Regions from separate parts of the Homo sapiens genome. Here region 1 is linked to region 2. A link is a contact called in ENCODE Hi-C or POLR2A ChIA-PET data. All regions are on one chromosome and are shown on one strand. The core of a region is the stretch at or near the end of the contact, and the rest is flanking DNA. Distances in the headings are between cores, read along the strand shown.

What was found. A loop is a pair of places that touch in the nucleus more often than their neighbours do. ChIA-PET counts read pairs that join two places held with the same protein, here RNA polymerase II (POLR2A).
Region 1: a map with no recorded cell type shows a loop between it and region 2 (5-fold over the local background). The contact joins two enhancer-like sites. A Hi-C loop is called at or near these places in 1 of 37 single-sample maps with no recorded cell type. POLR2A ChIA-PET finds 5 or more read pairs at or near these places in 1 of 52 experiments (AG04449).

Annotation. Positions count from the first base shown.
Region 1 is chr3:47,486,409-47,493,199 of GRCh38, reverse strand. No RefSeq gene overlaps it. Among named protein-coding and RNA genes, the nearest start is that of SCAP, 14 kb to the right of the region's middle. RefSeq lists enhancers at 3,986-4,485, 4,486-4,987. Within about 2 kb of position 1,264, at least 2 of the 41 ENCODE cell types and tissues checked have a DNase peak (open chromatin) inside an H3K27ac peak, as active enhancers do.
Region 2 is chr3:46,927,405-46,934,249 of GRCh38, reverse strand. The region is part of intron 2 of CCDC12 (coiled-coil domain containing 12); the gene reads left to right. Among named protein-coding and RNA genes, the nearest start is that of CCDC12, 46 kb to the left of the region's middle. RefSeq lists enhancers at 1-485, 2,314-2,423, 2,614-3,129, 3,574-3,623, 3,130-3,645 and 1 more. Within about 2 kb of position 4,754, at least 22 of the 41 ENCODE cell types and tissues checked have a DNase peak (open chromatin) inside an H3K27ac peak, as active enhancers do.

The sequences.
Region 1 (6,791 bases), core at 15-2,514, 560 kb before region 2:
TACTTGTTTGTTTAGAACCTGACAAACCAGGTCACTGGCAGAGCTCATAGAACTTACGTTCTGGAAGAGAAGACAGGCAATCAACAGAATCGACAAAGGACATATTTAACTTAGACCACAATAAGTGCTATAAATAAACCAGCACAGGGGCCTGTGAGAAGTGAGGGGTGATGACATTTTAGTCCATACCCTCTAATGGAATTATTGAATTACAGCAGAAACTGGCCCTGGCACATTATCAGGTTGTTCTTCAGAATGATGGAGCCAGTTGACAATGATGCAGAGATTTTGCTCTGTCAACTTTGGGTTTAACTTATTTTTAATTAATTTAATAGTGGTGGTTGTGTGAGAATGGACTAATACAGGGGTAGAAAAACAGGATCATAAGGTGTGATATGGTCCATAAAAATGATTCTAGTGTGAAATGGACATTTCTTTAATCACTAGCATATAATTTTCTCTGTATTTTTCCGTGTGTACAGAATCTGTTCCTTATCCTTGCTTACTTATCAATTAAAACCTGGTGTTGGTCGGGCATGGTGGCTCATGCCTGTAATCCCAGCACTTTGGGAGGCTGAGGCAGGCAGATCACTTGAGTCCAGGATTTTATTTTTATTTATTTATTTATTTTGAGACAGAGTCTTGCCCTGTTGCCCAGGCTGGAGTGCAGTGGCGCAATCTTGGCTCACTGCAACCTCCACCTCCCGGGTTCAAGCGATTCTTCTACTTCAGCCTCCCGAGTAGCTGGGACTACAGGTGCCTGCCACCACGCCCAGCTAAGTTTTTGTATTTTTAGTAGAGACGGGGTTTCACCATGTTAGCCAGGATGGTCTTGATCTGCTGACCTCGTGATTCGCCTGCCTCGGCCTCCCAAAGTGCTGGGATTACAGGTGTGAGCCACCGTGCCCAGCCAGAAGATCTGTTTTATAAAAAGGGTTATAAAGATAAAAACAATCCTAAAGGCTGGGCATGGTAGCTCATACCTGTAACCTCAGCGCTTTGGGATGCTGAGGTGGGAGGATTGCTTGAGGCCAGGAGTTTGGAGGCCAGCCTGGGCAAAATAGCAAGACCCTGTCTTGAACAACAACAACAAAAAGCTGGGCATGGTGGTGTGGTCCCAGCCACTCGGAAGGCTATGGTGGGAGGACTGTTTGAGCTCAGGAGTTCAAGCCTGCAGTGAGCTATGATCAAGCCACTGCACTCGAAGCTGAATGGCAGAGCGAAACTGTCTCAAAAAAAACCCAAAACCGGCCGGGCGTGGTGGCTTACGCCTGTAATCCCAGCACTTCGGGGGGCCGAGGCAGGCAAATCACGAGGTCAGGAGATCAAGACCATTCTGGCTAACATGATGAAACCTCGTCTCTACTAAAAATACAAAAAATTAGCCAGGAGTGCTTGCAGGCGCCTGTAGTCCCAGCTACTCGGGATGCTGAGGTGGAGCTTGCAGTGAGCCGAGATCACACCACTGCACTCCAGCCTGGGCGACAGAGCTAGACTCCATCTCAAAAAAACAAACAAACAAACAAACAAAAACCCTGAAACCAAAAACCAAAACAATCCTAAAGACTGCTGTAGCCTAATGAGAGGTTGATATAGTTTGGGTCTGTGTCCCTGCCCAAATCTCATGTGGAAATTAATTCCCACTGTTGGAGATGGGGCCTGCTGAGAGCTGATTGGATCACAGGGGTGGATTTCCCTCTTGGTACTGTCCTGAGTTCTCATGAGATCTTTTGTTTAAAAGTGTGTAGCACTTACCCACCGCCACCCCAGACCCCATCTTGGTCCTGCTCCTGCCATATACGACACCTGCTCCTGCTTTGCCTTCCACCACGAGTGAAAGCTCCCTTGAGGCCTCCCCAGAAGCAGATGCTGCCATGCTTCCTATACAGCCTGCAGAACTGTGAGCAAATTCAACCTCTTTTCTTTATAAATTACCCAGCCTCAGGTATTTCTTTATAGCAGTGTGGGAATGGACTAATACAGGGGTAGAAAAACAGGATCATAAGGTGTGATATGGGCCATAAAAATATTCTACTAACATGAGGCTGATGTTCATAGGAAAGAACAATTATTTCCCCCTAATTTTTTTTTTCTTTTTTGTTGCGGGCACAGAAAATTGGGGAAGAATTTATGGGGGCAGTGCTATTTGAACAAGACCTTGTAATGTTCCTGTTTCATCTCTGATGGTGTCTTAATTCTTCAGGACTCAAAAATATGTTTTTCTTTCTCACTGGAATGAAGTTGCTATTCTGTGCTTTCTAGTGTAAAATAATTTTTAAAATATGGATAACATTTCAACTCATTTAAAATTTGTAGGCCAGGTGCAGTGGCTCATGACTGTAATCCCAGCACTTTGGGAGGGTAAGACAGGTGGATCACGTGAGGCCAGGAGTTCAAGACCAGCCTCATCAACATGGCAAAACCCTGTCTCTACTAAAAATACACGAATTATCTAGGTGTGGTAGTGCATGCCTGTCATCTCAGCCACTCAAAAAAAAAAAAAAAAAGAAAGTAACTTTTCTTTTTCTCTCCCCTCCCCCCACCTTTCTTTTCTCTTCTCTTCTCTTCTCTTCTCTTCTCTTCTCTTCTCTTCTCTTCTCTTCTCTTTCTTTTCTTTCTGACAGTGTCGCTCTGTCACCCAGGCTTGAGTGCAGTGGTGCGATCTCGGCTCACTGCAGGCTCTGCCTCCCGGGTTCATGCCATTCTCCTGCCTCAGCCTCCCGAGTAGCTGGGACTACAGGCGCCCGCCACCACGCCTGGCTAATTTTTTGTATTTTTAGTAGAGACGGGGTTTCACTGTGTTAGCCAGGATGGTCTCGATCTCCTGACCTCGTGATCCGCCCGCCTTGGCCTCCCAAAGTGCTGGGATTACAGGCGTGAGCCACCGCGCCCAGCCAAGAAAATAACATTTTTGGAGAGTATCTAAAATTTTTTTCTTTATTATTGGTCTTTATTTCCGGTCACTTCGTGATATCAGTTTTAATAGTCCTTTTCTGAAATAGTTATTCATTCTACTTGTTTTCCTGAAAAAAATTTTGCGTTCATATTTATAATAAGAGACTTGTATCCAGAATATGGAAGGAACTCTTAACAACTGAATAAGAAGAAGACACTTGCTGGATGTGGTGGCTCACGCCTATAATCCCAGCACTTTGAGAGGCCAAGATGGGTGGATCACAAGGTCACAAGCTTGAGACGAGCCTGGCCAACATAGTGAAACCCCGTCTCTACTAAAAATACAAAAGTTAGGGCATGGTGGCACACGCCTATAGTCCCAGCTACTCAGGAGGCTGAGGCAGGGGAATTGCTTGAACCCAGGAGATGCAGGTTGCTGTGAGCCGAGACTGCCACTGCACTCTAGCCTGGGCAACAGAGCGAGACTCTGTCTCAAAAACAGAAAGAAAGAAAGAAAGGGGTGGGGGGAGGGGGGGAAGAGGAGGGCAGGGGGAAGAAAGAATAAAAGAAAGAAGACACTTGCCGGGCACAGTGGCTCATTTCTGTAATCCCAGCACTTTGGGAGGCTGAGACGGGTGGATCACTAGGTTAGGAGTTCAAGACCAGCCTGATCAACATGGTAAAACCCCATCTCTACTAAAAATACAAAAATTAGCTGGGTGTGGTGGTGCGCACCTATAATCCCAGCTACTTGGGAGGCTGAGGCAGGAGAATCACTTGAACCCAGGAGGTGGAGGTTGCAGTGAGCCGAGATCACGCCATTGCACTCCAGCCTAGGTGACAGAGTGAGACTCCATGTCAAAAAAAAGAAGAAGAAGAAGACACATAATCCAGTTAAAAAATGGGCAGCAAGCTGGGCATGGTGGCTCATGCCTGTAATCATAGCACTTTGGGAGGTCGAGGCAGGAGAATTCCTTGAGGCCAGGAGGTCAAGACCAGCATGGACAACATAGTGAAATCATGTCTCTACAAAAAATTTAAAAAAAAATACCTGTGTGTGGCCAGGCGCAGTGGCTCACGCCTGTAATCCCAACACTTTGGGAGGCCGAGGCAGGCAGACCACGAGGTCAGGAGATCGAGACCATCCTGGCTAACAAGGTGAAACCCCATCTCTACTAAAAAATACAAAAAAAATTGGCCGGGCTCGGTGGCGGGCGCCTGTAGTCCCAGCTACTCAGGAGGCCGAGGCAGGAGAATGGCATGAACCCAGGAGGCAGAGCTTGCAGTGAGCTGATATTGCGCCACTACACTCCAGCCTGGGCAACAGAGCAAGACTCCGTCTCAAAAAAAAAAAAAAAATACCTGGGTGTGGTGGTGCATGGCTATAGTCCAAGCTACTCAGGAGGCTAAAGTGGGAGGATTGCTTGCACCCAGGAAGTTAAGGCAACAGTCAGTGAGCAATTATTGCACTACTGCACTCCAGCCTGGGTGATGCAGTGAGATGCTGTCCTATTTTTTTGAGACAGTCTTGCTTTGTCACCCATGCTGAAGTGCAGCACAATCTCAGCTCACTGCAAGCTCTGCCCCCCAGGTTCAAGCAGGTCTCCTGCCTCAGCCTGCCACGTAGCTGGGACTACAGGCATGCACCACCATGCCCAGCTAATTTTCGTATTTTTAGTAGAGATGGGATTTCACCATGTTGGCCAGGCTGGTCTCGAACTCCCGGCCTCAAATGATCCACCTGCCTTGGCCTCCCAAAGTGTTGGGATTACAGGCATGAGTCACCGTGCTTGGCTGAGACCCTGTCTCTTTAAAAAAAAAAAAAAAGGCGGAATATTGGAATAGACATCAAAGCAGACATCGGAATGGCTAACATGCGTATATAAGTGCTCAACATTATTAGGGAAGTACAAATTAAAACCACAGTGAGGGCTGGGCACAGTGGCGTGTGCCTGTAATCCCAGCACTTTGGGAGGCCGAGGCGGGCAGATCACAAGATCAGGAGTTCGATACCAGCCTGGCCAATATGATGAAACTCTATCTCTACTAAAAATACAAAAATTAGACAGGCTTGGTGGTCCCAGCCTGTAGTCCCAGCTATTCGGGAGGCTGAGGCAGAAGAATCGCTTGAACCCAGGAGGCGGAGGTTGCAGTGAGCCAAGATCGCGCCACTGCACTCCAGCCTGGGTGACAGAGCGAGACACCATCTCAAAAAAAAAAAACCACCATGAGATACTACTACATAGCCACTAAAATGGCTATATCAAAAAGACTGACAGTAACAAGTGCTGACAAGGATGTGAGGAAATAGGAACCCTCATATCATACATTGCTAGTGGGAATGTAAAATGGGGCAGTCACTTTGGAAAATAGTTTGGCAGTTTCTTAAAATGTTAAACCTAGGCTGGGTGCAGTGACTCAAGCCTGTAATCCCAGCACTGGGAGGCCGAGGTAGGTGAATCACTTGAGCCCAGGAGTTTGAGACCAGCCTGGCCAGCATGGTGAAACCCCATCTCTACTAAAAATACAGAAAATTAGCTGGGCGTGGTGGTACACGCCTGTAATCCCAGCTACTCAGGAGGCTAAGGCACGAGAATTGCTTGAACCCAGGAGGTGGAAGTTGCTGTGAGCTGACATCGCGTCACTGCACTTCCAGTATGTGACAGAGAAGACCCTGTCTCAAAATAAATAAATAAATAAATGAATAAATAAATACTATATGACTCAACCCATTCAATTCATAGCTATCTACCCAAAAGAAATGAAAACAAAGTTCTACACAAACTCTTGTGTGGTGACAAAAGTGACTCCATCTTGGATGCTAATTTGCCATGTTGACCTCAGATTAACCGCAGTCCTGTGAATGCCTCCTGATTCCTTGTTTATTTACTGTCTTTAATGTAAGAATATGTACTCACAATATATCCTACCTTTAGGTCAAAGCAACCTTGATGTTATCACGCAACTCATTCTGGCCTGTTCTAGAGGGTTGCCTTTCATTGTCTCTATAGTGCACATACCCTTTTTCCTGTGGTATATAAGTCCCGGGTCTGGGGAATAATGGTGTGGAGATCTACCTGACTTGTTGCTGACCAAGACCATGCTTGTGTCCATAAGTTCCCTAATAAATTGCCCTCTGCTGATAAACTGGATTTGTCTGCCTTGTTCTTTGGTTTCTCAGCTCCTTCTGCATTTGGGGGTCATTTCGCATATATGGCCCTTTCATGGAATAACTTGCATGGGAATATTCACAGCTGTGTTTATTATAATAGCTGAAAAGTGGAAAAAATCCAAATGTCCATCAACTGATGATAAAAATCATCATGTAGTCTATCTGTGCAGTGGAATGTTAGCAGTAAAAAAAGGAATTAAAGTACTGATACATTCTGCAACATGGGTGAACCTCAAAAGCAGTATGCTAGTCGGGCACATACCGGTAGTCTCAGCTACTCAGGAGACTGAGGCAGGAGGATCACTTGAGCCCAGGAGTTCAATGCTGTAATGTGCTGTGATCATGTCTTGTGAATAGCCACTGTACTCCACCCTGGGCAACATAGTGAGACCAAAAACCATTAAGCCAGATACAAAAGATAGGCCAGGCGCAGTGGCTCACACCTGTAATCCCAGCACTTCAGGAGGCTGAGGCAGGCATATCACTTGAGGTCAGGAGTTCGAGACCAGCCTGGCCAACATGGTAAACTCTCATCTCTACTAAAAATACAAAACTTAGCCGGGTGTGTTGGTGGGCTCCTGTAATCCCAGCTACCCGGGAGGCTAAGGCAGGACAAATTGCTTGAACCCAGGAGGCGGAGGTTTACAGTGAGGCAAGATTGTGCCACTGCACTCCAGCCTGGGCGATAGAGCAATATATATATATATATATGTATATATGTGTG
Region 2 (6,845 bases), core at 3,505-6,004:
GAGGGTGAGGGGCAGTGGGCTATGCAGGCCCCTGTCCCCCAACATCTGGGTCCCACATGGCCAGTGTGACCAATCCAGTTCTCACCTTATGGGCCCTTTGGGGCTTAGCTCATCTGCCATAAACGTTTACTCCTCTCCTGTTTTAAAATTTAAATTGATATTTACAACCGGGTGCTGTGGCTCACGCCTGTAATCCCAGCACTTTGGGAGGCTGAGGCAGGAGAATGGAGTGAACCCGGGAGGCGGAGCTTGTAGTGAGCCGAGATTGCTCCACTGCACTCCAGTGGACGACAGAGCGAGACTCCATCTCAAAAAAAAAAAAATTTTCAATTGATATTTACATAAATTATAGATTTTTTTATTGTAGAAAACTTAGAAACTACAGATCAACATGTATCTGTGCATATCATGCTGTTTTGTAACATTTTTTCATGAGCCGTGTCATGACTATCTTTTGGTAAATACACTTTCATGAAATTATGGCAGCTTAATATTTCTTTGAGAGTACCATGATTTATTTTTCAGTCTTGGGGTTTTTTGTTTTGCTTTTGGCAGACCAGTTTTTTCTAACGCCTTAAGTACCCACTAGCTATGGGCTTTCAGGTGGGATGGGTGCAAAGTTCAAACTTGTCAGTGTAGAGCACCTTGGTTAGGTTCTGCAGCGTCTGGGATGAGAGTGGGTGCAGACCGCATGATGCAGATGCGATGGCAGCTCCAGCAGGGCAGGGGCCTCATTTAACTAACACTCAGCCCTGGTCATTGCCTGGAACAGCCGTTGGCTGCTTATAAGCCATCCCTCAGGGGCCTTTGGGTAGGCCTTGGTGCCAACACGTGGCCATAGCTGTTGATCTGTCTTGGTGGGGGCTCCCATACAGATCTCATCCCCAGCCAGCTCTGGCTTCTCCGGCCTCCTTGTTTTTAAGGCAAGGGCTTGACTGTACTACTTCTGAAGCTCCTTCTGCCTCTAAGACCTGTGACCTAAAATTGTAATTTTTAGGGCTGAGGAAGGCTTCTCCTGGCAGTGGGGAGAGCTGAGAGGCTGGGCTCCCGTTGAGGGAGGGAGTTTCCAGGATAATGCTGTAGGCTGAACTCCACTGTGGGGTAGGCTGCAGGAGTTTTTCCTTTGAGGAACACTTGAGCACTCAGAGCCCTGGCACAGCCACCTGCAGCCCTGGCCAGGCCCCAGTCACTGTGTCAGGTAGCTTCTCTACTGCAGTTGCTGGTCCCTGAGGAGCCAGATGCAGGAAGCTGGTGTGGGGTCCACCCCTAGGCCAGAGAGCAGGGTGTGGATTCTGCCTCCGGCTCTTCCTTCAACTCTGGCACCTTGGATAGTCTTTCTGGACTGTTTTCCACATTGAGAAAATGTCAGTGACACCCTCTTCCTCTGTGGAAGGGTGGTCTCGAGAGGTGGCCTCTGAGAGGCCATGTGTGGAGGCTGCCCCTACTGGGGAGGGTGCATTATCTCATGCTTTCTGGCCTGTGGTTTCAGGTGGGGGCACAAAGGCGCTCCCACTCCTTTTTCTGAAACCCGCTGAGGACGCATTTGCCAGGACTTGCTTGGAGGCCTGTCCACCCCCTGAGGCTGTGATGTGGCCCTGTCCTGCCCATGGTCACTTCTTGTGTCATGTGCTCCAATAGACCTTGTCCTCTTTGTGTGGCCAGAAGGACAGGAGGCTTGGGGTGGGCTGGATAAGAGAAGGGAAGGGAGGTTTTATTGCCTTACACTGTACCCGTTCTTCAGGCTGGGGCCACAGTTGCCTTGCTGGGTGACAGCTGGAGGACAGTCTCCTCTGCCCACGAGTGGGGAAGCCACTGGGCTCTTTAAAAGTCTCATTTGCTGCAAAGCCAGCCATTGAGTGTTCTAAAGAAAAATATCAACCACCAAACAAAAACATCCCTGTACTAAATTGTCCTTTGCCCTCATAGCCTGGTGGTACTTTAGGCCACTCTAGGGCACTCTGCCAGAAGAGATCCCAGAGGTGTTGTAGCTATTATGAATTATGCTGCCAGGATCGTGCGTATATAGAATGCTTTGTTTTGCTTGCTCCTGTCTTGTTACTATTTCTATGGAATAATTTCCCCAGAGCAGGGTTACCGGGTCAGGGAGTTTGAACATTTTAATGGCCCTTGAAAGAAAGACCAGATCAGCCTCTAGAGCAGTTGTGTACCTCATTTGGGGTAGTTGCCTCTCCCCTCATTTTCATGCTTCTGTCGAGTCTGGCCTCTGGCAGCAGCAACTGAAGCCTTGTTATTTATATTGGGGACAAGGGGTAGGTCTCTATGTGCAGAGCCTAAAGCAAACAGAGGATTATTAGGGGCATGTCTGAGTGTCATGAGTGTGTTTTCCTGGCAGAGCTCCAGTGTCTCTGTACTCTGAATATTAAAAATGAAAGTGTTCTTTGATCAAAGTTGCCAGTCTCTCTGGTCAGTGGTGGCCTCTGCAAGGCCTGCAGGCGCATCCTGGGCGTGGCCTTCCCTGTGGTCTGTTACTAGGAGGAGTGCCTCACAGCAGTTCTCTCTCTGGCCCTTGATGGGGCCTGTATGGCCAGGAGGGACCAGGGTGGCCAGGTGGAGGACCTTGTTCTCAGGGAACAGGCCATGTGGGACTGTCCTGTCCTTATCCTCTCTGCCTCCCTCCAGGGGCCCAGGGCAGCAGGTGAATGTGGAGTAGCCTCAAGATATAAGGGATGAGAAGGGAGGCTAGCGCCCCAAAGGATAAGCCTGGTAGCATGAGTGAGTGAAGTGGACCAGGGGCCATGAAACCCCCATGAGCAGTGTAGGCTTTGAGGCCAGTTTGCCAGTGATGGGGTTGGATCAGATTCATAATCTCAAAGCTTCCTTTCATTTCGCCATTCTAGAACTCTACTCTGGTTCTATACTTGACAGAGAACATCAACTTTCTCCACCTGCTTCCTCTCATTGGCACATGTGAAAAAGCACCCTAGGGGTGATTTCCCCTGAACCTCCCTGGCCAGCCCATGTCCCGGGCTCCTGCAGCTGGCCTGAAGCAGAGTAAAGTAAATAGAAAAGGTCAGCTACCCATTTTAGAAGGAAACTCTATGGAATGCAAACTTGGCATTCCCTGTTGCTTTGCCACAAAGAAGTTGCTTAGGGGTTGGCTGCCCCGGCCCAGCCACATTCCTGCCCTCTCTGCTGGGCACAACTTCTTTGCTTCCAAATGTCTTCTCAAGTCATTGAAAGGCTCAGAGAGCCCCAGGCTACCCATAAAGCTCTTTCTTGAGTGCCTTCTGAATTCCTTTATCCAGCTTGAGGCAATGTATGCTGAGCCCCTCCTGGAGCTGCCTGGTGCATTTAGGGCAGGCTGTGAAAGACAGACATGCAGCCGACACAGGGCCACGTGCATGGAGTGGGGCCTGCTGTGGAGAGGGTAGAGAGGCAAGTGGGGCAAAGGGGGCCCAGGAGAAGGGCGGTTACTGTGCCTCAGGGTGAGTAGGGACACTGGGAGGGGCCCACAGGGCCACCTCCTGGAGCTGGCTCTTTAAGCGTGATGGACGGGGAAGTGTGTAGCTGAGGGGGTGAGCAGGCTGTGGGGCCAGGACCACGTGAAGAAGCTTAGACTTGTTTTGGGGACACTGGGGTCCCTGAGTCAGAGGGAGGGCCAGTGGAGGCACTGAGGTGGCTGATGTGTCTGCTCCTGTGGAGAGACAGCAAAGCTCCACCCAGACACTGGCTGCCGGTATAGGGTGGACTTTGGGTGGCCTAGGGCATTTGGTGCAAAGGATAGTGTCTTAGAAGCCATTGGGCTTTCTGGGCTGCCCTCCTTCCCATAGACTCTGGGGGCAGAAAGCCCCAAAAAAGCATGGCTTGGTCTCTGCTTCCCTTTGGCTAGGGGACAGCCTGGCCCTAAGCCACAGAGACTGGCCACCAGCAGAGCTGAGGTGCTGGTGCTGCCTGACTCAGAACCCTGCCACAGTCTTCTGCTGCCTTATGGCCCCTCTGCCTGTTTCCTCTTTATGTTTTTGAGTACTTCGTTGGTTGTTTCTGTGTAGGAAGAATACTGATTAGAAATTCCGGAAACTACAGAAAATCAGAGAAGCAAGTAAAAATCACTCAGAGCTGGACATGGTGGCTCATGCCTGTAGTCCCAGCTATTCAGGAGGCTGAGACAGGAGGATTGCTTAAGCCCAGGAGATCAAGTCCAGCCTGAGCAACATAGGGAGACCCCCATCTCTTTTTTTTTTTTTTTTTTTTTTTTTTGAGATGGGGTCTTGCTGTTCTCGCCCAGGCTGGAGTGCAGTGGCACCATCTCGGCTCACTGCAACCTCTGCCTCCCAGGTTCAAGTGATTCTCCTGCCTCAGCCTCCTGAGTAGCTGGGATTACAGGCACCCGCCACCACATCTGGCTAATTTTTGTTTTTTTAGTAGAGATGGGGTTTCACCATGTTGGTTGGCCAGACTGTTCTTGAACTCCTGACCTCAGGTGATCCACCCGCCTCGGCCTCCCAAAGTGTTGGAATTACAGGTGTGAGCCACCATGCCCAGCCAAGACCCCCATCTCTTGAAAAAAAGTCAGTCCTAGAGATAACCACTGTCAACATTTTTGTTGTTTTTATTTCTTTTCTTTTAGCTAGAGCTAGTACCTTCTCCCCTTAGCAACTTCCTCATTCTAAAATGGGGGTGGCAGAACCATTGTTTGGCTCCAGTTGTCCTCAGAAAGGTGGCTTCCAGATGCCAGTGACTGCTGGTGAGTGCAGGCTGCTTCAGTATTTCCTGGCCAGCTGACAAGGTGTTAGGTGTTGGCCTGCCCTACTGCTCTGGCTGGCACCATCTCGTCACACCCTGCCCAGTCTCCAAGAGCTGTGGTGGCCCCGGACACTGTAAGGCTATGGGAGCTCCTAGGATAGCAGCCTGGACCTGCTTTGTGTGTGAACCTGTTGTCCTACTATTTGTTTCTTGACTTTCCTTTTTTATCTCCATTCTTGTCTCCTTTTGGATTTTTTTGTTTTTAATTATTCCACTTTCTTCCTCTGTTAACTTGTTAATTGTATGCTGTTTTCCCTTTCTTTTAGTGATTTCCACAGGCATAACAACATACATCCTTAACTTATCAAAGTCTAATAGAAAATAGTAGTATTTTTACCATTTCCTCTACAGTGCTTAGGACCTTAGAACACTTTAAGGCTATTTGCCACTCTGCCTTTTACACTATTGTTGCTATATTTTAAATACTATAAGTTGTTATTACTCTTTTATACAGTCAATATTCATTTAAATTCTCTTTTCCCCCTGCTTTTTTTTTGAGACAGGGTCTTGCTTTGTCACCTAGGCTGGAGTGCAGAGTGTGATCATAGCTCTCTGCAGCCTTGAACGCCTGGCTCAAGCAATCCTCTTGCCTTAGCCTCCGAAGTAGCTGGGATTACAGACACAAGCCATTGTATTTACCCTTTCTGAGGCATTTTATTTTTTCCCTGCAATTCCATGTTTCCGTCTGAGATCATTTTCCTCTAGCCTAAAGTATTCCTTTTAGTATTTCTTGAATAACGGATTCACTGATAACTGATTCTCCTAACCTTTCTTTGTCTGAAAAAGTCTTTCTCTTGAAGGCTTCTTAACTAGATTTAGAATTTTGTGTGACATTTATTTTGTCCACACTTCTGAGATACCATTTCATGGTCTTATGGTTTCCATAGTTGCAGTTGAGAAGTCAGTAGTCTGTTTTAGTTTCTGCTTAAACACACTTTTTTTTTTCTCTCCAGGCCCATGAGATTATATGAGGTTGGTGCAAAAGTAATTGTGGTTTCTGCCACTATGTTCAATGGCAAAAACCACAGTTATTTTTGCATCAACCTAATGGGAAGCTCTGCTCAGTCTCTCAGCTTTTCAGCTGCTGCATGTAAATAGACATGCTTTAAGGGGAAAGAGGGACGTGATGTCAGGCTCACTTTGTTGTACTTCCCTTATCTCCATGATTGCAGCCCCTGAAATCCTTGCTGTCTTGGTACTTCTCTAAAGCCATTTAAAATACATATATATACATTTTTTTTTTTTGAGACAGTCTGCAGCCTAGGCTGGAGTGCAGTGGTGCGATCTCAGCTCACTGCAACCTCTGCCTCCTCAGTTCAAGCGATTCTCCTGCTTCAGCCTCCTGAATAGCTGAGATTACAGGCATGTGGCACCATACCCACCTAATTTTTGTATTTTTAGTAGAGACCGGGTTTCGCCCTGTTGGCCAGGCTGGGCTCAAACTCCTGACCTAAAGTGATCCACCTGCTTTTATAAGGGAGGTTAAATCTTGGGCCTGTGTTGGAAAGGCCAGGTCCCCAAGCTGAACCCCCCCATGCTCCTTGACCTCTCCCAGAGACTCCTGTCCTTTGGTAGTGGTGGAATTCCGGGGGTGGGCAGTTAAGTGGGCATTAGGGAGGGGAAGTCTCTTAGCTCTCCACGCTAAGGGGACTGGAGGTCAGAGACTGCACCATTTTCACGCGATCACACAACAGTGGCTGCACATCAGATTAACCCTCCAAGAGTGAGTCTGGGGAGGGCGTGGACCCAGCTTGATAGAGCTGGATGCACCCAGCACAGCCGTAATGTTTCTAAATGTGGAAACTGAGGCCCAGAATGAGACCTTCCCATGGTGGTCGGGATCTAGATGTTCTTGGCTGCTTGGCCAGTGCTCCGCTCTGGGGGTGGCAGGGCACAGTGGGCGCAAGGCTCTGCTCCCGCCTCTTGCTTCTGGTTCACTCCTCCAGTTGGCCTTCTGAAGCCTCGGGCAGTGGGTGGGTCTGGAGGCATGGGTGCGTGTTGCTGCTGTGAGTTCTGGGTACAGTTCCCTGTGGCCTCTCCTCTCTCCTTCTGATTTCTCACAGAACCCTGGAGACCGTTTC